Regions from separate parts of the Homo sapiens genome. Here regions 2, 3 and 4 are each linked to region 1. A link is a contact called in ENCODE Hi-C or POLR2A ChIA-PET data. All regions are on one chromosome and are shown on one strand. The core of a region is the stretch at or near the end of the contact, and the rest is flanking DNA. Distances in the headings are between cores, read along the strand shown.

Evidence for each region. A loop is a pair of places that touch in the nucleus more often than their neighbours do. ChIA-PET counts read pairs that join two places held with the same protein, here RNA polymerase II (POLR2A). Pooled maps may share reads with other maps.
Region 2: a map of CD8-positive, alpha-beta T cell shows a loop between it and region 1 (11-fold over the local background). The contact joins the promoter of ZNF573 here to the promoter of CATSPERG in region 1. A Hi-C loop is called at or near these places in 3 of 168 maps with a recorded cell type or tissue (B cell, CD8-positive, alpha-beta T cell and breast epithelium), 5 of 37 single-sample maps with no recorded cell type and 9 of 50 pooled maps. POLR2A ChIA-PET finds 5 or more read pairs at or near these places in 1 of 52 experiments (activated CD8-positive, alpha-beta memory T cell).
Region 3: a map of B cell shows a loop between it and region 1 (5-fold over the local background). The contact joins the promoter of ZNF607 here to the promoter of CATSPERG in region 1. A Hi-C loop is called at or near these places in 1 of 168 maps with a recorded cell type or tissue (B cell), 2 of 37 single-sample maps with no recorded cell type and 4 of 50 pooled maps.
Region 4: a loop to region 1 is called in a map of CD8-positive, alpha-beta T cell, with 36 times the contacts of the local background. The contact joins the promoter of SARS2 here to the promoter of CATSPERG in region 1. A Hi-C loop is called at or near these places in 3 of 168 maps with a recorded cell type or tissue (CD8-positive, alpha-beta T cell, gastrocnemius medialis and naive thymus-derived CD4-positive, alpha-beta T cell), 8 of 37 single-sample maps with no recorded cell type and 17 of 50 pooled maps. POLR2A ChIA-PET finds 5 or more read pairs at or near these places in 5 of 52 experiments (BJ, HCT116, MCF 10A and 2 more).

What each region holds. Positions count from the first base shown.
Region 1 is chr19:38,333,237-38,338,300 of GRCh38, reverse strand. It overlaps CATSPERG (catsper channel auxiliary subunit gamma), which reads right to left and starts at 2,471. Exons shown (of 29, transcript NM_021185.5): 1 at 2,426-2,471; 2 at 797-1,080; 3 at 655-708. The coding sequence starts at 1,066. RefSeq lists silencers at 1,684-1,853, 2,224-2,303 and enhancers at 2,424-2,633, 2,438-2,732.
Region 2 is chr19:37,776,783-37,781,790 of GRCh38, reverse strand. ZNF573 (zinc finger protein 573) reads left to right here and starts at 2,205. Exons shown (of 5, transcript NM_001172690.2): 1 at 2,205-2,247. RefSeq lists enhancers at 1,391-2,053, 1,912-2,261, 1,968-2,262, 2,054-2,717.
Region 3 is chr19:37,717,673-37,722,728 of GRCh38, reverse strand. ZNF607 (zinc finger protein 607) reads left to right here and starts at 2,968. Exons shown (of 5, transcript NM_032689.5): 1 at 2,968-3,460. RefSeq lists silencers at 3,207-3,316, 3,377-3,466.
Region 4 is chr19:38,926,966-38,932,045 of GRCh38, reverse strand. It overlaps SARS2 (seryl-tRNA synthetase 2, mitochondrial), which reads left to right and starts at 1,283. Exons shown (of 16, transcript NM_017827.4): 1 at 1,283-1,576. The coding sequence starts at 1,310. It overlaps MRPS12 (mitochondrial ribosomal protein S12), which reads right to left and starts at 1,102. Exons shown (of 3, transcript NM_033362.4): 1 at 1,048-1,102; 2 at 703-770. The coding sequence starts at 751. RefSeq lists an enhancer at 1,199-1,658.

The DNA.
Region 1 (5,064 bases), core at 1,222-3,721:
GGCAGGCGCCTGTAGTCCCAGCTACTTGGGAGGCTGAGGCAGGAGAATGGTGTGAACCCAGGAGGCGGAGCTTGCAGTGAGCCGAGATCGCGCCACTGCAATCCAGCCTGGGCGGAGCGAGACTCCGTCTCAAAAACAAAACAAAACAAAAAAAACATGGAACAAAAAAGCTTACTTGAGCACCTACTAGGTGCTTGGTGGGTTACTGGGAACTGTACACAGACAGCCTTCTTGAATCCTTAAAGCCACCAGGGTTGGATGGTGCTACCACATATTGAGATGGGGGCCAGGCACGGTGGCTCACACCTGTAATCCCAGCACTTTGGGAGTCTGAGGCAGGTGGATCACATGAGGTCAGGAGTTTGAGACCAGCCTGGGCAACGTGGTGAAACCCTGTCTCTACCAAATACAAAAATTAGCCGGGCGTGGTGTCACATGCCTGTAGTTCCAGCTACTTGGGAGGCCGAGGCAGGAGCATCGCTTGAACACGGGAGGCGGAGGTTGCAGTGAGCCGAGATCGCGCCACTGCACTCCAGTCTGGGCAACAGCGCAAGACTCCGTCTCAAAAAAATAAAATAAATAAATAAATAAAAATGTTAGAGGTGGGAAAACCAAGGCTCATAGAATGAGCCTATCCGTGCTGCACCCACTCACCTTTTCCTCGCAGGAGTAGTTGATCTTCAGGTAGTAAGGGAAGCCCAGGTATTTCTGCAAAGAGAGGTTAGGCCACACGTCCAGAAATGAGTGGAGTGCGGGTTCAAAATCCCTCTGGTTCACTTGACCCTGGTCCCCTCACCTCGCTCGGGTCGATGGGTGAGTCCACCAGCATGTGAAACAAGCTGCTCACTGTGTCCACGGGCTCTTGCTCAAAGAAGCTGTCGCTCACACCACTCTCGCCTACCCTCTTAAACTCGTTCAGGACAACCTGCCAGGTGCATTCCTGGAAATCCTTGATCGCCCACAGCCTCCACGACGCCAGGAGCACTGCCAGCAGGGCCCACAGCACCTGCACGACTCGGACTCTGGGCCACGGAGGACCGGCAGGGAACATGGCTGGGCCGCACATAACGTGGCTAGAACCTGGAGAACGCAGGAGTCAACACCCACGCGCCGGACAGCTCTCTGGAGCCCACTTTTAAGATTCCACCTCGCTTCTGCGCCTCTCACAGCACTTGCTCCTGGCCACGCCCCGGCTCTTGCTCCTGGCCCCGCCCCTGCACTTGCTCTTGGTCCCGCCCCTGCTCTTGCTCCTGGCCCTGCCCCCGCACGGACTTTTAGCCCCGCCTCTGCTCTTGTTCCTGGCTCCGCCTCTGCACTTGCTCCTGGTCCCGCCCCTGCTCTTGCTCCTGGCCCTGCCCCCGACCCTCGTGGGTATCGCACCTCTGCTATTGCTCCGGGCCCCAGCCCTACTAATGTTTCTGGCCACACCCCTGCTCCTCCGCCTCGTTCCGCCCCGCCGCCTCCACGTCTCTTCCTTTAACTTTATCCTCACCTTGCTCCTTATTCCGCCCCCTCCCTGTATTCCACTCTTGCTCTTCACCTGGTCTTGGTTTCTATTTCTCGCTTTGACAGTCCCCCTCTTAAGTTCCCCCGTACTGCTTCTGCCTGCGATCGCACCCGTGTACTTCCACCCGGCTGTGCCCCAACCTCTTGCCCCACCCTCGCACTTCTCTTGGTATCGCCGCTTTCTCCTCGCTCGGGGTCTGCCCAGGGGCTGGGTACTGTACCTGGTCTCGCCCGTCTCCGGGCCCCGCCCCTGCTCTTGCTCCCGGCCCCGCCCCTGCTCTTGCTCCCGGCCGGGCCCCCGTTTCTCGCCCGGGGCTTGCTCCTCACTCTGCTTCCGCTCCTGACCGCGCCCCTACTCCTCCACTTGGTCTTTATGGACCCGTTCCTTCCCCGGGTTCTCGGCGATTGGTTCTTCCCGCGCGGGCCCGTCGCCCCGTCCCGCCCTCTGGTAACGCCCCTCCTCCTCGCCCTGCCCCTTCTCGATGAAAACTGTCTCTTCGCCTCGGGATCTTTCCTCGCCCTTCGTTGTTTCCTCGCCCCACACCTTCTCCTTCCACGCCGGCACCAGCTTCTTAGCCGGCACCTTCTTGAGTCTCACCTTCCCCTCGTACCGCGACACCTTCTTGCCCCACTTCTTACTCTTCCTTCCCATGCCATTAACACCTGCCTGCTCTATACCCCGACTCTCCTGCCCCGCCCCGCCCTTCGCCCTTCACGTTCGGCTCCCCCTTTCCCTCCTCTGCCAGCTCCCACGACTCTTCCCCTCTTTCCCTCCTCTCCCAGCTCCCACGACTCTTCCCCTCTTTCCCCTGCCTCTCCCCTTCTCGCCTTCCCCTTCCCCTCCCCTTCCTAGTTCCTCCCCGTCCCCGGCATCCCCCCGCCCCTGGATGGCACAGCTTTTTCCCCGGCCCCGTGGTACCAGTCACTTGGTTAAAACCGGTCAACTGTCACTCGGCCGCACCAGTCCCGCCCCTCTTGCCCGGTCTCAAAATGGCCGCCCACACTTCCACAGCCGACTTCCGCCTTTGCAGAGGCACGCCCTCCTCTCACGCGGTCTCCAAGGTGACGCGCAACCCCTAAGGCACCGAGGGCTGGAGGCTGTCTCAGCACTGAGGGCGCGGGGCCTGGTCGGCAGAGGGTGCTGGAGACTACGTTTGTGCCAGGAAGGCCTTCAAGGAGTTTCTATTGGTTGTTCTGGCAGCAAGCACGGTCCCTACTTGTGCTTCCTACCCAAATATATATATATATATATTTTTTTGAGACGGAGTTTCGCTCTTTCTCCCAGGCTGGAGTGTGAAGTGGCGCGATTTCGGCTCACTGAAACCTCCGCGCCCCTGCCCCGGATTCAAGCGATTCTCCTGCCTCAGCCTCCCGAGTAGCTGGGATTATAGGCTCCCGCCACCACGCCTGGCTAATTTATTTTTTGTATTTTTAGTAGAAACGGGGTTTCATCATGTTGGCCAGGCTGGTCTCGACTCCTGACCTCAGGCGAACCACCCGCCTCGGCCTCCCAAAGTGCTGGGATTACAGGCGTGAGCCACTGCGCCCGGCCCTACCCCAAAATTCTACTCCTTAAAAAAGTGTGGTTTCCTGGAGACCTTGTGAGAATGAATAGGCTGCTTAGCACCGTCCTCTACAAAACAGGACAAGGACAGCCATCCTATACTGTTGTGGGAAGTGTGCCCGGCTCAAGTAAAATATTCATTAAGTTAATTTTCATTTGCATTCTGATGCCTTACAGGTAAGGATTCAGGCCATGACTTTTTGATGAACTCCAGACCAGACGTTTAACCCAGTGGTTTTCAAATTTGAGCATGCATTAGACTCACCTAAAAGGCTGGGTAAGCCAGGTTGGTGGGTACCACACCCTGAGTTTTTGTTTTTGTTTTAAAGATGGAGTCTCTGGCTGGGCATAGTGGCTCATGCCTATAATCCCAGCACTTTGGAAAGCTGAGGCAGGCGGATCACTTGAGGTCTGAAGTTGGATACCAGCCTGGCCAACATGATAAAACCTTGTCTCTACCAAAAAATACAACAATTAGCCGGGCATGGCGGCGGGCACCTGTAATCCCAGCTACTCGGGAGGCTGAGGCAGGAGTTGCTTGAACCCAGGAGGCGGAGGTTGCAGTGAGCCGAGATCCCTCCACTGCACTCCAGCCTGGGCGACAGAATGAGACCCTGTCTCAAAAAAAAAAAAAAAAATTAAGCCAGATGTGGTGCTGCACACCTGTAATCCCAGTACTTTGGGAGGCTGAGGTAGGAGGATCGCTTGAGGCCAGCCTGGGCAATATGGTAAGACCCTGTTGCTAACAATTTTTTTAAATTAGCCCAGTGTGGTGGTCCATCCCTGTGACCCCAGCTACCTGGGAGGTTGAGGCAGGAAGACCACTTGAGCCCAGGAGTTTGAGGCTGCAGTGAGCTCTGAAATACACGGAAATGCAGTGAGCTGTGATCACACCACTGCATTTCAGCCTGGGCAAAAGAGCAACACCCTATCTCAGGTTAGCCTTGAATTTCAGGCCTCATGTGAGCCTCCCATCTCAGCCTCCTGAGTAACTACCTGGCTACTTCCAGAATTTTTCATTCAGTAGATCTGGAGTGGGGCCTGATAATTTGTATTTCTGGCAAGTTCCTAGGTGATGCTGATACTAGTGGTCTGGAGACCACACCTTGAGAACCAGTGCTCTAGAACCTTCCATGACCCTCTAGGCCCTCAGGAAAACTTCCAAACCCCTCGGTTTCCAGAGCCCCTCATACTCTCCTCCCTGTCATTCTATCTGGCTCATCTGCCCTCTCCCCCTTAGACCTCTGTGGTCCACAGTCTGGTCACATGGAGCGACTTGAATATCCTTGGTCAGGTGTGAGCCATGCATGCTCCAGACCTGTGCAGACTCAGTAATGCCCTCTGGAATACCATTCCATGCTTTTTAACAGGGCCCACCACTTTCCTTCCTTTAGGTCTTCTCTGTGATACATGACCAGCCCTCATCCTACCTCTTGGCCCCTCTAGGCCACTCATGACTGGAAATGGGTGTTTCTTTTCCACTGGATCACAAGCTCCGTGAGGGCAGGGTGTATGGCTTTCTCTGCCTCTGTTGTCCCCCAGCCCTGCCAGGCACCGCATATAATAGTTGTTTTATGTAAATGAACCGATGATGGTGGTCTATCCTTCCCACCCCAGCCCACCCCCGCAGGCTAGGGAACGGTGACATCTTCTAGGGGAAGAAACTCAGTAGCCATGTACCAGAGCCCTTTTTTTTTTATTTTGTTTTTTTAGAAACGGGGTCTCACTCTCTCACCCAGGCTGGAGTGGAGTGGCGCAATCATTGCTCGCTGCAGCCTCGAACTCCCAGGCTCAAGTGATCTTCCCATGTCAGCCTCCCAAGTAGCTGGAACTGCAGATGCGAGTCATCATATCCAGTTAATTTGTTTTATTTTTACTTTTTTTTTTTTAGAGATGGGGGTTTCTTTTTCATCTTCTTTTTTTCCCTTTTTTTTTTTTTTTTTTTGTTGAGACAAAGTCTCACTCTGTCGCCCAGGCTGGAGTGCAGTGGTGCC
Region 2 (5,008 bases), core at 956-3,455, 560 kb after region 1:
GCCTGGCTAATTTTTGTATTTTTTTGTAGAGACAGCGTTTTGATGTGTTGCTCAGGCTGGGCTCAAACTCCTGGACTCAAGCGATCTCTGTCTTGGCCTCACAAAGTACTGGGATGACAGGCATGCACCATGGCCCGAGGTCTGTTTTAATTTTATTAATTGGCTGATTCATTCAGACACATAATTATCAAGTAAAATCTCACTATTTCCTTAGCATTTCCCTTCAATTTAGCTTAGAAAATCTATTCCTAAGTTAATTTTTTAAAACATATACAATTAGCCAGGTGTGGTGGCACATGCCTGTAATCCCAGCTACTTGGGAGGCTGAGGCAGGAGAAGCACTTGAACCCGGGAGGCAGGAGAAGCACTTGAACCCGGGAGACAGAGATTGCAGTGAGCCGAGATCGCGCCACTGCACTCCAGCCTGGGCAACAGAGCGAGACTCCATCTCAAAAAAAAAAAAAAAGGTTTTCTCCAGATCATTTTTACATTTAATTATTCAGTCTGTTTTGACTATACCTTTAAGAATTAAGTAAATATAACTTTACTTCTACACACTATTAGTCAATGTACCTAACACAATTTATTGAATAAACCAGTCCATTCACAACAACATCAAAAGTACGTACATTTCCCAATGTAAATTAATACAGCCATGATGGAAAATAATATGGAGATTCATCAGAAACTAAAAATAGAATTACTATATGTTCCAGCAACCCCACCGGTGGGTGTATAGCTAAAGGAATTGAAATCAGCATGCTGAAGAGATAACTGCACTACCATTCACTGCAGCATTATTCTGCATTGGATACGGAAGCAACCTAGGTGTCCAGCATGTTATAAGTGGATAAAGAAAATGTTACATATTATATATATTATGTATATAACCTTATACACATATATATATGTATATATAAAGGAATACTATTCACTTTTTAAGAAGAGGAAAATCGGCCGGGCACAGTGGCTCGCGCCTGTAAATGCAGCATTTTGTGAGGCCAAGGTGGGTGGATCACCTGAGGTCAGGAGTTCGAGACCAGCCAGATCAACATGGTGAAACCCTGTCACTGCTAAAAATACAAAAATTAGCCGACGTGGTGGCGCATGCCTATAATCCCAGCTACTTGGGAGGCTGAGACACAAGAATCGCTTGAACAGGGGAGGCAGAGGTTGCAGTGAGCTGAGACTGTGCCACTGCACTCCAGCCTGGGTGACAAGAGCGAAACTCCGTTTCAAAAAATAATAATAAGTAAATAGATTTTTAAAAAATAAATAAAAAATAAAAATAAAACAAGGAAAATTCTGTCATCTGTGACAACATGGATAAACCAGGAGGACATTATGCTAAGTGAGAGAAGCCAGTAACAGAAAGATAAATACCAAATACCACATAAGTGGTATTTGTGGAATCTAAAAAAGTCTAACTCTTAAGAGGCAAAGAATGGTGTTTACCAGAGACTGAAAAATGGGGAAAAGGGAGATGTTAATTAAAACAGTACAAAATTTCAGTTAGTCAGGAGAAATAAACTTTGTTAATCGATTGCATAGAATAGCAACTACATAAATAATGTGTTGCATGTTTCAAAATTGCTAAAAGTAGATTTTAAATGTTTTCACCACAAAAAAGTGAGGTGATGGATTTAATTAGCTTGATTTAATCATTTCGCATTGTAAACATAGATCAAAACAGCATATTGTACCCTATCAGTATATAAAACATACAATTATTATTTGTCCATTTTTAAAAAGTTACTTTTCTCATACCTTATAACAAGACTGGACTTCCTCAGGGGACACAGAGCAGAGTCCCCGCCCTCGGGAGCTCATAACCGATCCCCCACGCTCGCCCTCGCGGCCACACTTTGAAAGCCCTCCCCTACCGGCTCTACACTCAAACAGCCCGAGGCTTCGGGCAGCCTCGAGTTCGGATTCCACTTCTCAGCCTTCTGGGGTCACTGAAACCCTCAGAACTCCGAGGACAAGTCGGACACGCCTTCGCCTCAGCCATCTTCGCCAGCGCAATAAGTCTCTGTGTCTTCACACTCCTGGTAGAGGGAAAACTAAAACCTCCGGGAGCCAGCGTCCGGCGGTGCCTGCAATCTAACCGGGATTTGGGGTTCCGAGCCACTTTTCCCACAAGCCACCGCGGTCATGGAGCTTTAGGCTTAAACTACATTTCCCAGAGGGCAACGGGAACACCCAATCTATGGCTTCCCTTCCGTTTTCGCGTGGTTCTTTTGCAAGGTGGGTTGAACTCATTTCAGTATATAACAGGCACAGAGTACTCGCAGGGAGGGCTCTGGGCAATCAAGTTACGTTGGAGCCCAACCTAAACCAGCCGGGGTGGTGGAGGAAGCCCTTTAACCGTGGAAGCCTCTAGTGTGGACGGCCAGTTGTTATCGGAATCTCAGGCCCGTGGGTGCATGAACAGCAGAGGAGGGTATTTGAGTGCGCACGTGAGAGAATGTTGTATATGTCAGATGGGGAATGTTTGAGAGTGTGTGACAGAGAAACTGCGTGTGAGAGGCTGGGATGTGCCTCCTTGACGGTGGGTGCGGTTGTGAGGCTGTGACAGGTGAGTGAGTGGCTGTGCTTGCGTGACGGGGATATGAGGTGCTTGTCCTTTTCATGTACGTTGATTGCGGTGGCACTGCGGTGTCACTTTGAGTCTTGGCTGTAGGTTCCCGGCTGCTGCTTCTCTCCTCCCTCCTCACAGCTGCTTGCGGCTGACACACACAAAAAATGTCTGCAAGAGGGAAGTTGGATACTGAACTCTACATCAAGTTTTCCAGCAAGAAGGCATTGACTTGCTGTGAGATTGGAAACGCCTGGGAGGTTATTTCTTTGTGAGCTCTGAGAGCGAGCTACCTGTCTCAGAACCTCGTCTTTCCCAGAGCTCTGACCCCAGGAACCTGCTGTGAACTCATACCCAGATTCCAGCCTCTCTCCTACCTCCATGTGTTAAAGTGTGTGAACAGGGAAGGCGTGGAGGGTATTGTGTAAGGAGGCATTCCGTGCTTCAAGGAAAGGCCTGATAACTCATGATTTTTTTCTCCCTCCCTGGTCCTGCTATTCCTCAAAAGGACTCTAATGAGGAGGAAAAAAATTCTTTCACATCTAAAACTCAATGTTTAGGCTAGTTGGCTTTTTTCTTTCCTAAGGTTACTGGTTTTAGAGTATGTTTTACTTCATCTGAAATGTGTCTGAATGTCCTAATACCAATCTGCTTTCTTTCCAGTAGATGTTGGGAGCCATTGAGCTGAATCTCATTAACGTTCTCATATTTGGCCGGGTGTGGTGGCTCACGCCTGTAATCGCACCATTTTAGGAGGCCAAGGCGGACGGATCACTTGAGGTCAGGAGTTCGAGACCAGCCTGGCCAACATGACGAAACCCCATCACTACTAAAAATACAAAAATTAGTCTGGCGTGATGGTGCATGCTTGTAATCCCACCATCTTGGCCAGGCTGGTCTCGAACTCCTGACCTCATGATCCACCCGCCTCGGCCTCCCAAAGTGCTGGGATTACAGGCGTGAGCCACCGCACCCAGCCTTATGTGGATTATTTTACTTCATCTTCAGACTATTTTATATGCTAAATGACATTTTCTCCCAATTTACCAATGAGACTTTAAGACACATTTTATTAAGTATCAGAGCTTAAATCTGAAAGTCATATCCTAAAAGACTAACAACAGAATTTGTATTAGTTACTTCAAGAGACCACCTCTTAAATATTACTTTTTTTTTTTTTTTTTTTTTGAGACAGAGTCTCGCTCTGTCGCCCAGGCTGGAGTGCAGTGGTGCGATCTCGGCTCACTTGCAAGCTCTGCCTCCCGGGTTCAGGCCATTCTCCTGCCTCAGCCTCTCCGAGTAGCTGGGACTACAGGCGCCCGCCACCACGCCCGGCTAATTTTTTGTATTTTTATTAGAGACTGGGTTTCACCGTGGTCTCAGTCTCCTGACCTCGTGATCTGCCCGCCTCGGCCTCCCAAAGTGCTGGGATTACAAGCATGAGCCACCACGACCGGCTTTTTTTTTTTTTTTTATGACAAAGGCTTGCTCTATGGCCAGGCTGGAGTGCAGTGGCGCAGTCTCGGTTCACTGCAACCTCTGCCTCCTGAGTTCAAGCAATTCCCCTGCCTCAGCCTCCTGAGATCCATTATATCATTATTATGTCTTTGCATCCTCATAGCTTAGCTTCCACTCATAAATGAGAACATGTAATGTTTGGTTTTCCATTCCTGAGTTACTTCACTTAGAATAATGGTCTCCAACTCCATTCAGGTTGCATCCAATGCTGTTATTTCATTCCTTTTTATGGCTGAGTAGTATTCCATAGTGTATATATATGTGTACGTACACCAAATTTTCTTTATCCACTTGTTGATGGGCATTTAGGCTGTTGCCATATTTTTGCAATTGTGCTGCTATAAACGTGTGTGCAAGTGTCTTTTTCATATAATTACTTCTGTCTGGGTGCAGTGGCTCACACCTGTAATCCCAGCATTTTGGGAGGCTGAGGCCAGCAGATCACTTAAGGCCAGGAGTTCGAGACCAGCCTGGCCAACATGGTGAGACTCCTGTCTCTATCACTGAAAAAAAAATAAAATAATTTTATATAATGACTTCTTTTCCTCTGGGTAGATACCCATTAGTGGGATTGCTGGATCAAATGGTAGTTCTACTTTTAGTTTTTTAAGGAATCTTCATACTGTTTGTCATAGTGGTTGTACTAGTTTTTGTTCCCACCAGTAGTGTAGAAGTGTTCTCTCTTCACCACAACCATGGCAACATCTATTATCTTTTGATTTTTTAAAATTATGGTCATTCTTAGGGAGCAAATTGGTATCACATTGTGATTTTTATTGGCATTTTCCTGATCATTAGTGATGTTGAGCATTTTTTCATATGTTTGTTGACCATTTGTATATCTTCTTTTGAGAATTGTCTATTCATATCCTTAGCCTACTTTTTGATGGGATTATTTGTTTTTTTCTTGCT
Region 3 (5,056 bases), core at 1,719-4,218, 620 kb after region 1:
TTCTTTTGGTAACAACTTTGTATATAATTCACATTCCATCCAATTCACTCATTTAAAGTGTAAAATCCAGTAGTTTTTAATGTAGTCACAAAGTTGTGAAACCTTCAACACAGTTTTATAACATTTTCATCACGCCAGCATGAAAGCCTTTAGCCACCATCCCAATTCCTTCTGCCACCGTTCAATTTAGGAAACAATTTACTTTCAGTCTCTATAAATTAGCCCACATTGGAAATTTTATATGAGAAGAAATTTCACATAGAAGGAATCATAAATATGTGGTCTTTTGTACCAGCTTCATTCACTTAGCATAGTGTTCAAGGTTGATCTATGTTGTAGCTTGTATCAGATCTTCATTTCCTTATATTACCAAATAATAGTCCATTGTGTAGATATGCCACATTTTACTTATCTACTTATAAAATGAAGAACAATTGGGTTTTCTTTCCAGTTTTGGCTATCATGAATCATGCTGCTATAAATATCTGTGTACAAGCTTTGTGAGAACATATGGTTTTGTCTTGAGAATATACCTAGGACTAAAATTGCTACATCGTATGGTAACTCTACATTCTTCTGAGGAACTGCCAGACTGTTTATACAGTAGTTCTACCATTTTCCAGTGACACCATCAATGTATATAGGGTTCTATTTATCCAAATCCTATCCAAAATTTGTTATTGTATATTTATTTGATTTTAGTCATCCTAAGTAGTATATCTCATTGGGGTTTTGGGGTTTTGATTTACATAGTCTTTTTCTTTGTTTCCCAGGCTGGTTTCGAACTCCTAGGCTCAAGCAATCCTCCTGCCTCGACCTCCCAAAGTGCTGAGATTACAGGCATGAGCCACTGCTCCTGGCTGATTTGCATATTCTTAATGATTAATATAGAACATGTTTTCAAGTATTTAGTAGCCATGTGTATACTTTTTTTTTTTTTTTGAGAAATGCTTATTCAGTTACTTTGCCCATTTTTGTTGGGCTTTTTATTATTGAGTTGCAAGACTTCTTTATATATTCTAGATACAAATCCCTTATTGGATACATAATTTACAAACAATTTTTCTCACTCTTTGGGTAGCTTCTCACATTCTTGGTGGGTTTTGAAGCACAATGTTTTACAATTTATGTCCAATTTCCTTTTTTGATGTTGTTGCTTGTGATTCTGATGTCACGGTTAAGAAACAATTGCTGACTATAAAGTCCAGAAGATTTATGCCTACATTTCCTTCTAAATGTTCTACTGTTTTAAGTCTTACACCTAGGTGTTTGATCCATTTTGAGTTGATTTTGTATATGGTGAGAGGCAGGGAACTCAATTCATTCCTTTCTATGTGCATCTCTAATTCCAGTCTTTTCAACAAAGACTACTCTTCCCTTCCTTAAAATGCCTTGGTATCCTTGTTGAAAATAGTATGTGGAGCCGGGCGCAGTAGCTCATGCCTATAATCCCAGCACTTTGGGAGGCCAAGGCGGGCAGATCATCTGAGGTTGGGAGTTCGAGACCAGCCTGACCAACATGGTAAAACCCTGTCTCTACTAAAAATACAAAATTAGCTGGGCATGGTGATGCATGCCTGTAATTCCAGCTACTCAGGAGGCTGAGGCAGGAAAATCGCTTGAACCTGGGAGGTGGAGGTTGCAGTGAGCCAAGATCGTGCCATTGCACTCCAGCCTGGGCAACTAGAGCAAAACTCCGTCTCAAAAAGAGAAAAAAGAAAAAGAAAATAATATGTGGAGTCAATTTAATCCATTGATCTATGTGTGGTATTTCTGAGAGATTATTCAGGAGATTCAGGAGCAACAAATCCAAGAACTAATTAAGAGAAGAAAAAGTGATCAATAAGTTCTTAAATTGTAACTTTAATAGTTTTTTTTCCTTGACTATTTGTATTTTTGAATGGTGATTTTTTAGTTTTGTTCCTTTTCCTCTTAGGGTATAGACAAATATTTTTTATTTTTAAATTAATTTTACTTATTTATTTTTTGAGACAAGGTCTTGCTCTGTTGCTCAGGCCAGAGTGCGGTGACACCATCATACCTCACTGAAGCCTGAACTTCCGGGCTCAACTGATCCTCCTACCTTTGTCTTTGGAATAGCTGGGCCCACAGGCGTGTGCCACCACACCAGGCTAACTTTCATTTTTGGTAGAGTTTGGGAGGAGGAGAGGGGTGTCTCACTATGTTTCTTAGGCTGGTTTTGAACTTCTGGCCTCAACTGATCCTCCTGCCTTGGCCTCCGAAAATGCTGGGATTAAAGGCGTGAGCCACCGTGCCCAGCCTGTATTCATCAATATTTTATTAAGCCAAAGAAACAGGAAATTCGGACTATTAAATATTTGTCCGTTTTAGCTGTTGTAAATATTTCCCCCAAATTTACTTACCTAAAAATTTTTCTTATTCGTTTTTTACCATTTGGAAATTTTGGATGCTTCTAAATAACTATGAAGATTTACAAAGTATTACATGAAGGATCAAAAAAATTTTTTAAATTTCTTATTTTATCTTCAAGAAGCCTATTCCAGAACAAAAATAATAAAACTATTTAGCAGTTATTTCTTCAGATGATTTTTTAGTCAAATTTTTAGTCAAATATATTCGTGTCCAAAGATGAAGAACATAATGTCATGTATTGAAGAATGTGATGGAACTTCAAACCCTCATATAGGACGTGAGTCCATTTACTTAGCGCTTGACGAGACAAGCTGGGCCTGTCGGGTGGTATTAAAAGTCCCAGTCCCATGTGTTACCAAGGAGGCCGGCTCTACCTCAGGAGCCATGAGGGTTTCGGCGCCCCACCCTGAGGAGCTCACACCCATCCAGCAGGTGATCCCTTCCGAGGCTACCTGGATCAGTTTCTACTCAGACTCGCCTCCTACTGGCCCTAAGAACGCACTAACTCCACCCTAAGCCTCAGGCCAGGGGCCCAGTAGTGGCCGATCTGCGCATGCGCACTCGAGGCAAGGCGGCCACTCCCAGAAGTCTCCGGGGCTCGAGCGGTGGGTGGGAGGCGCGGTCCAAGTGGTCGCTGCCGTATTTCTCGTAGGTTTTTAGGATTCTGGACTCCATTTCTCACCGGTACCTGCGGTCCTGACTGTTCTGGCTTGGACTACATATTACAAAGGCAACGGAGAAAACTTGGACCCCTGGCTCCGGTTCCGGGACCTTTTGGTTCCACCTGAAGAAGGCGGCGCAGGTCACTGCGGGAGCCTCTGCAGCCCCAGCCCGCCGCCCGCGTGGTACCCTGCGTGGCGGTGAGAGTGGGGCTGCAGGAGGCGCTCAGAGCGCGGAGGCCCCCAGGCGGGCCGGGCGAGTCTCCCGCCTCCTCAGGCCCTAGGGTGCTGGAGCTGCGGAGGAGGGGCCCGTCTCTAGGAGACAGGCGGGGAGCGTGAGAGACCGCGCAGCGGCGACAGGACCGGCTTGCCTGTGTGACGTGGGTGCAGTTGCGGGACTGTGAGGGGTGCGTAGTCGACCTTGTGTGACCTGTACATGCCGTGTGTGTCCTTTGTAAAGCGTGCTTCGCTGGGCTCTGTGGGGTCTATTGACCCTTGGCTCCAGGTTCCCTGCTGCTTCCTGTGCCTTCCTCAGCCTAGTACGACTACAACAGAGAAATGGTCCCAATGGGAAATCAGATACTGAGTCTTAGATGAAGATTTCCAGTGAGAAGAAACAGATAGGATGAGAAGCTTAGAAGAGTAATTGCCCTTAAGAAAGGTATGATAGATTCTGTTAAATAAAAAAGTATTCAGTGACACTTGTTAAAGCATGCAAAGAACCCTTTATTCAGGACCATGGTGGTAGGTATTGGGATCCCGGCTGTGAGATTTTGCAGTGGGTAACAGACATTGGGCTCAACTCCGAATTCAGCATGAACAAGTGGGAATTTATAGCCAAGAAGGTTAGGGATCACTGGATGAGAAATTACTAAGAGGAAATGTCTGGGTTAAGGAAGATTCTGACTAAACGCACCTAACAGGATTATTTCTGGAGAGAGAGACCTGGGGGACGGTGGAGGATGAAGATACGGAGGCGAAAGGGTCTTGCTAAACTGACTTAGAATAGTTCTTTGCTATAGCCAGATTTTACAGTGAAGTGTACAGATGGGCCTAGCTGAAGGTGTAGTAGCCTGACTAAAATTTGGTCTGGCAGGGTTTGTCAGTTTCGAGTGTAGGATTCCCTCCTGAAAAGGGTTGTTACTCCGCCCCCACCTCCCGGTTCTTGGAGTTTCATTTACATGTTTAACAAACACGGCCTTGAATTCTGACCCCAAGAACCTGCAGTGAAGGATGATTGCAGGTTCCATCCAACATACTTCCTTCTGGTCGTGTGTATGAAATTACGCGCCTGCAGCCTTGGAGGGGGGAAACATAAGCGCTAAGTATTATGAGGCAATTTTGGATATTCCGTTTTGGATTTCTGTAGATCAAAAGCAACAAGAATATGAACTTAGCCGTGATGTGAAGGAAGTGAGCCAGAATTTAAGTTTTCCAAAATAGGAATTCTCGGTCATTGGTGTACTGTCTGTAGACCAATGCCCTTATGGGCATAAGGGACATCACAAACCCCCTGAAATTCTATAAAGAATTCCTGTACATGTTTGTTAATTTGCATTTTTCTAGGATGTCCATAATCCAAATTATTTAGACTCAGGTTTTAGATCTGGAATCAAAGAGTTTTATACCTTTGAATGGTTTTGCAGAAAACTAATGAACGAGATTATGGGAATGGTTAAGAAAATTATACAGCGTCCAAGGGATTGGATATTATACAAATAATAAGATTTATGTTTGTAAAGAATCTGTCACAGGATAAATAGCTGTGATCTAATGTTTAACACTATTTAGAGTTACAGTGGTGGATCACAGTTCTCAAACTATATATGCAACTCTTTTTCTTTCTTTTTTTTTTTTTTTTTTTTTTTTGAGACTGAGTTCCGCTCTTGTTGCCCAGGCTGGAGTGCAATGGTGCGATCTCTGCTCACTGCAACCTCCGCCTCCCGGGTTCAAGCGATTCTCCTGCCTCAGCCACCTGAGTAGCTGAGATTACAAGCATGGGC
Region 4 (5,080 bases), core at 34-2,533, 590 kb before region 1:
TCCTGTCTCAGCCTCCTGAGCAGCTGGGACTACAGGCACCCACCACCACGCTCGGCTAATCTTCGTATTTTTAAGTAGAGACGGGGTTTCACCATGTTGGTCAGGCTGGTCTCGAACTCCTGACCTCGGCCTCTCAAAGTGCTGGGATTACAGGCGTGAGCCACCACGGCTGGCCAGGAAGCATTATTTTTAATGCTGTTTAAAATAATAGTAGGCTCAGTGGCTCATGCATGTAATCCTAGCACTTTTGGAGGCTGTGGAGGGTCACTTGAGCTCAGGAGTTAAGGCCAGACTGGGCGACACAGGGAGACCTCCCTCTCTACAAAGAATCAAAAAGTTAGCTGGTTGTGGTTCTGCAGGCCTGTGGTCCCAGCTACTTGGGAGGCTGAGGCGGGAGGATCACTTGAGCCCAGGAGGTCGAGACTGCAGTGAGCTGTGATCACACCGCTGCACTTCAGCCTGGGCGACAGAGGGAGATCTTAAATAAATAAATAATAAAACTGACCCAAACGCCGCTTGACACGCAGTAGCCCTCCATGCAGCTGCTTCCCACCTCTTGCTCTAGCAGCCCTAGCTCTGCCAAAACCCCACCGTGTTTTTCCACCCCCGTTTCCCTCGGGGCTCCGACGGAGGCACACAAGTCCAAGAGCGAATAACCCTCCCCCTCTAGCCTCGTCCCTGAAGCCCAAGTCCCCCACTTACCACAAGTTAGGGACGTGTTGAGGCCATGGAGAAGGCCAGACCAGGACATCCTGCCACCTGGGCCGTCCCTGTGGTAGGGGATAAGAGACTCAGAAAGGAGGAAAAAGTGACCGATCCGCAAATGCTCCCCGATCCGCTCTCAGGACTTTCTGGCTTAAATCAAAGGAAATACCTCTATAGGTCTAACCACAGGCCCTCATGCTGCTAACAGAAAGTCCCTCCGTAAATTTAGCCTCGCTCTGAGTGGGTTCCCGAGGGCCCAACCACTCTCGCCCGCACGCAGGAAGAACTGGGAAACTGGGGAGATGGCCTGGTAGATTTGGAGGACCCCAGGATTCCACCGACCTCACAGGACCTAAAGGTGAGGTCGCGGACACGCTGAATCCAGCTTCTAGCCTCTTCCGGGCGCTATCCGTGCAGGGATTGGCTGGTTCTGCCTCGCGTCACTGAAGAGGCGGGACACAGACGACGATTGGGCGACGAAGGACTCTATCGCGGTCAACTTTCCTCAGGATCTGATTGGCTCGTCACGGTCAGGTTCGCTGCCTTGCAATTGGTCTAAACGCGGAGTGGGCGGGACGAAGTGCCGCCTTGTTCCCGGTCCAAGATGGCTGCGTCCATGGCGCGGCGCTTGTGGCCTTTGCTGACTCGTCGGGGGTTCCGGCCCCGGGGAGGCTGCATCTCCAACGATAGTCCAAGGAGAAGTTTCACTACAGAGAAACGAAACCGGAACCTCCTGTACGAGTATGCGCGCGAGGGCTACAGCGCACTCCCTCAGCTGGACATAGAGCGGTTCTGCGCATGCCCAGAAGAGGCCGCACACGCCCTGGAGCTCCGCAAGGGGGAGCTGCGCTCGGCGGACCTGCCCGCGATCGTGAGTGCGCCTGCGCCGGCCGGGGGGCGCAGACGTTTGCTTTACGGAAGAATTGGGTTTGCAAGATGCCCTCCGGCAGGGGGCGAACCTGTAGTAGGAATTTTAGTTATTTCCCAAGTTAGCCAACGTCTTGTGCATGGCACCCACTTATGTGCCAGTTGTCCAGTGAGTGCTGAGGCCCTACTATGTGCCAAGAATGCCTACTGTGTCCTGGACACCCATTATGCGCTTGTTTCATACTGCTCGCTGGGTACCTCCTGTCCTTTAGGAACTTGCTATGTGACATTGCCCTCCGTGCTGCAACCTCATGCCAGCCTTTCCCTAAGACCACAAAGGAAAATGGGGAGCCAAGTGTGAATCGGACGGGGTCAGGGCTGGGGTGTGGTGGAGCTCTTGCGTTTAGAGAGAGAGGTAGGGAGAGTTGTGCACCTCCGCCACACATAGCAGGCAGTTAAATAGAGTTAATGAATGAATGAATGAATCCATTAATGAATGGTTCTATTAAACTGATACTTAAGGTGCAACTGCTATATTCCGGTGTTCTAGATGTTGCAAATATGCGGTGAATAATAATAAAATTGCTAGCACTTATAAAAGGGAATTAGGACCGGGTTCACAATATCTCTGTGTTGAGGTGCTAACGATAGTGGGGTCCCCACGTCTTCCCATTCCTCTCTTGGACTCCCCTCCCAGCCTGTTTGAAGTGCTTTATTCACTTTAACCTCGTTTAATTTTCACAGCAACTCTATGAAGTAGGTGCCATTATTTCTCCCATTTTATCAGAGGGGAAACTAAGGCTTCGAGAAGCTAATTCACTTGCGCTAGGTCATGCAACTGGGAAGTGGCAGAGTGGGAATTTTAACCTGTGCTTTCTGGCCTAGAATCCACTTTTTTTTTTTTTTTTTTTGAGATAGGGTGTTGTTCTGTCGCCCAGGATGGCAGGATGGAGTACAGTGGTACAATTATAGCTCACTGGAACCTTGAATTCCTGAGCTCAAATAATCCTCCCACTCAGCCTCCCGTGTAGCTGGGACTACAGGCAGACACCACCACGCCCGGCTAAACTTTTGTATTTTTTGTTGAGACAGGGACATACTATGTTGCCCAGGCTGGTCTTGAACTCCTGCGCCCAAGTGATCCTCCCACCCTGGCCTCCCAAAATGCTGAGATTACAGGCATGAGCCACCACACCCAGACTCCACAATCTTAAGTACCCTGCTGTGCCCTCTCATGATCTGAGTTCACAGTCTAGTAAAAGACATTTTTTTTTTGAGATGGAGTTTTGCTCTTGTCTCCCAGGCTGGAGTGCGCTGCGACTTCTGCCTCCCAGGTTGAAGTGATTCTCCCACCTCAGCCTCCCGAGTAGCTGGGATTACAGGCACATGCCACCACATCTGCATAATTTTTGTATTTTTAGTAGAGACGGGGTTTCACCATGTTGGCCAGGCTGGTCTCGAACTCTTGACCTCAAGTGATCCACCCACCTTGGCCTCCCAAAGTGCTAGGAGTACAGATGTGAGCCACCATGCCCCACTAAAAGACATTTAACATATACAACTATACATATATACTAATTACAATTTCTGGTAAATTTGACTACCTAGAGTAATCAAATTCATAGAGACAGATATACTCATTATAATCTGTGGTAAATGCTGTGAAGGCAAAGTGGAGGACAGCCTGGGAGGACTTCTCAGAGGAGGTGGCATTAAACAAAGATCTGTGGATTGAGAAATCACCAGGGAAGAGGGAAGAAGAGTATCCCAAGTAGGGGACCAGAATATACAAAAGCCTGGAGGTAGGATGGAAAATTCCATTTGATGGCCATGTAGATAATTTAGAGCGTCACATCCTTTAGCAGGCTTTTTCAAACTTTGTGGCCAAGAGTAAGAAATACATTTCACATCCTGACCCAGTACACACACCCAAAATTGAAACCGGTTTCATTAACAATTATTGCTCTTACCACGTGTGATGCATTCTTGTTCTTTAATTATATTCTCTTTCATTTGTAAAGTGCTAGTTGTTGTTTTTTTTTTTTGCGGGGGGGGGGGCCAGGGGTGTGTTTTTGTTGTTTGTTCGTTTGTTTTTTAAGACTGAGTCTTCCTCTGTCGCCCAGGCCTGAGTGCAGTCGCACAATCTCCGGTCACTGCAACCTCCGCCTCCTTGATTCAAGTGATCGTCGTGCCTCAGTCTCCCAAGTAGCTAGGGTTATAGTTGTGCACCACCACACCCAACTAATTTTTGTATTTTTAGTAGAGATGGATTTTGCCATGTTGGCCAGGCTGGTCTCGAACTCCTAACTTCAAATGATCCACTGGCCACGGCCTCCCAAAGTGCTGGGATTACAGGCATGAGCCACTGCGCCTGGCTATTCTCTTCATTTTCAAAGTAGTAGTTTAGACGTGCATTTGAGCAGCTGTTTGTTTGTTTGTTTGAGATGGAGTCTTGCTGTGTCGCCCAGGCTAGAGTGCAGTGGTGCAGTCTTGGCTCACTGCAATCTCTACCTCCCGGGTTCAAGCAATTCTCCTGCCTTGGCCTCCTGAGTAGCTGGGATTACAGGCGCACGCCTCCACCCCCAATTAATTTTTGTATTTTTAGTAGAGACAGGGTTTCACCATCTTGGCCAGGCTGGTCTCGAACTCCTAACTTTGTGATCCACCTGCCTCGGCCTCCCAAAGTGCTGGGATTACAGGTGTGAGCCACCACACCCAGCCTCAAGTAGCTATTATTAAAAACAAAACAGAAAAGGACAAGTGTTGGCAAGAATTGTGTTGTGGAAACGTCGGAATCGTTGTGCATTGCTGTTGGGAATGTGTATAAAGTGGTACGGCTGCCATGGAAAACCGTATGGCAGTTCCTCAAAAAAATAATAAATTTTTTTTTTTTTTGGAGACAAGGTCTCACTCTGTCACCCACGCTGGAGTGCAGTGGCATGATCTTGGCTCATGGCAGCCTCTCAGGCTCCGTGAGACTTCCAGGCTCAAGCACAAGCAATCCTCCAACCTCAGCCTCCCAAGTAGCTGGGATTACAAGCATGTGCCACCATGCCCAGCTAATTTTTGTAGAGACAGGGTTTCTCCATGTTGCCCAGGCTGGTCTCGAACTCCTGGGCTCAAATGATCCACCTGCCTCAGCCTCCCATATTATGTACATTGTAACAATTTTTTTTGTTTTTGAGACAAGGTGTCAATCTGTCACCCAGCTAATTTTTTTAAAGTTTTTTTGTAGAGACCGGGTGCTGTGGCTCACACCTGCAATCCCAGCACTTTGGGAGGCCAAGGCAGGCAGATTGCGTGAGGCCGGGAATTCCAGACCAGCCTGGCCAACATGGTGAAACCCTGCCTCTATTAAAAAATACAAAACTTAGCCAGGTGCAGTGGCACGTACCTGTGGTCCCAGCTACTCAGGAAGCTAAGGCAGGAGAATCACCTGAACCTGGGAGGCAGAGGTTGTAATGAGCCAAGATCATGCCACTACACTCCAGCCTGGGTGACAGAGTGA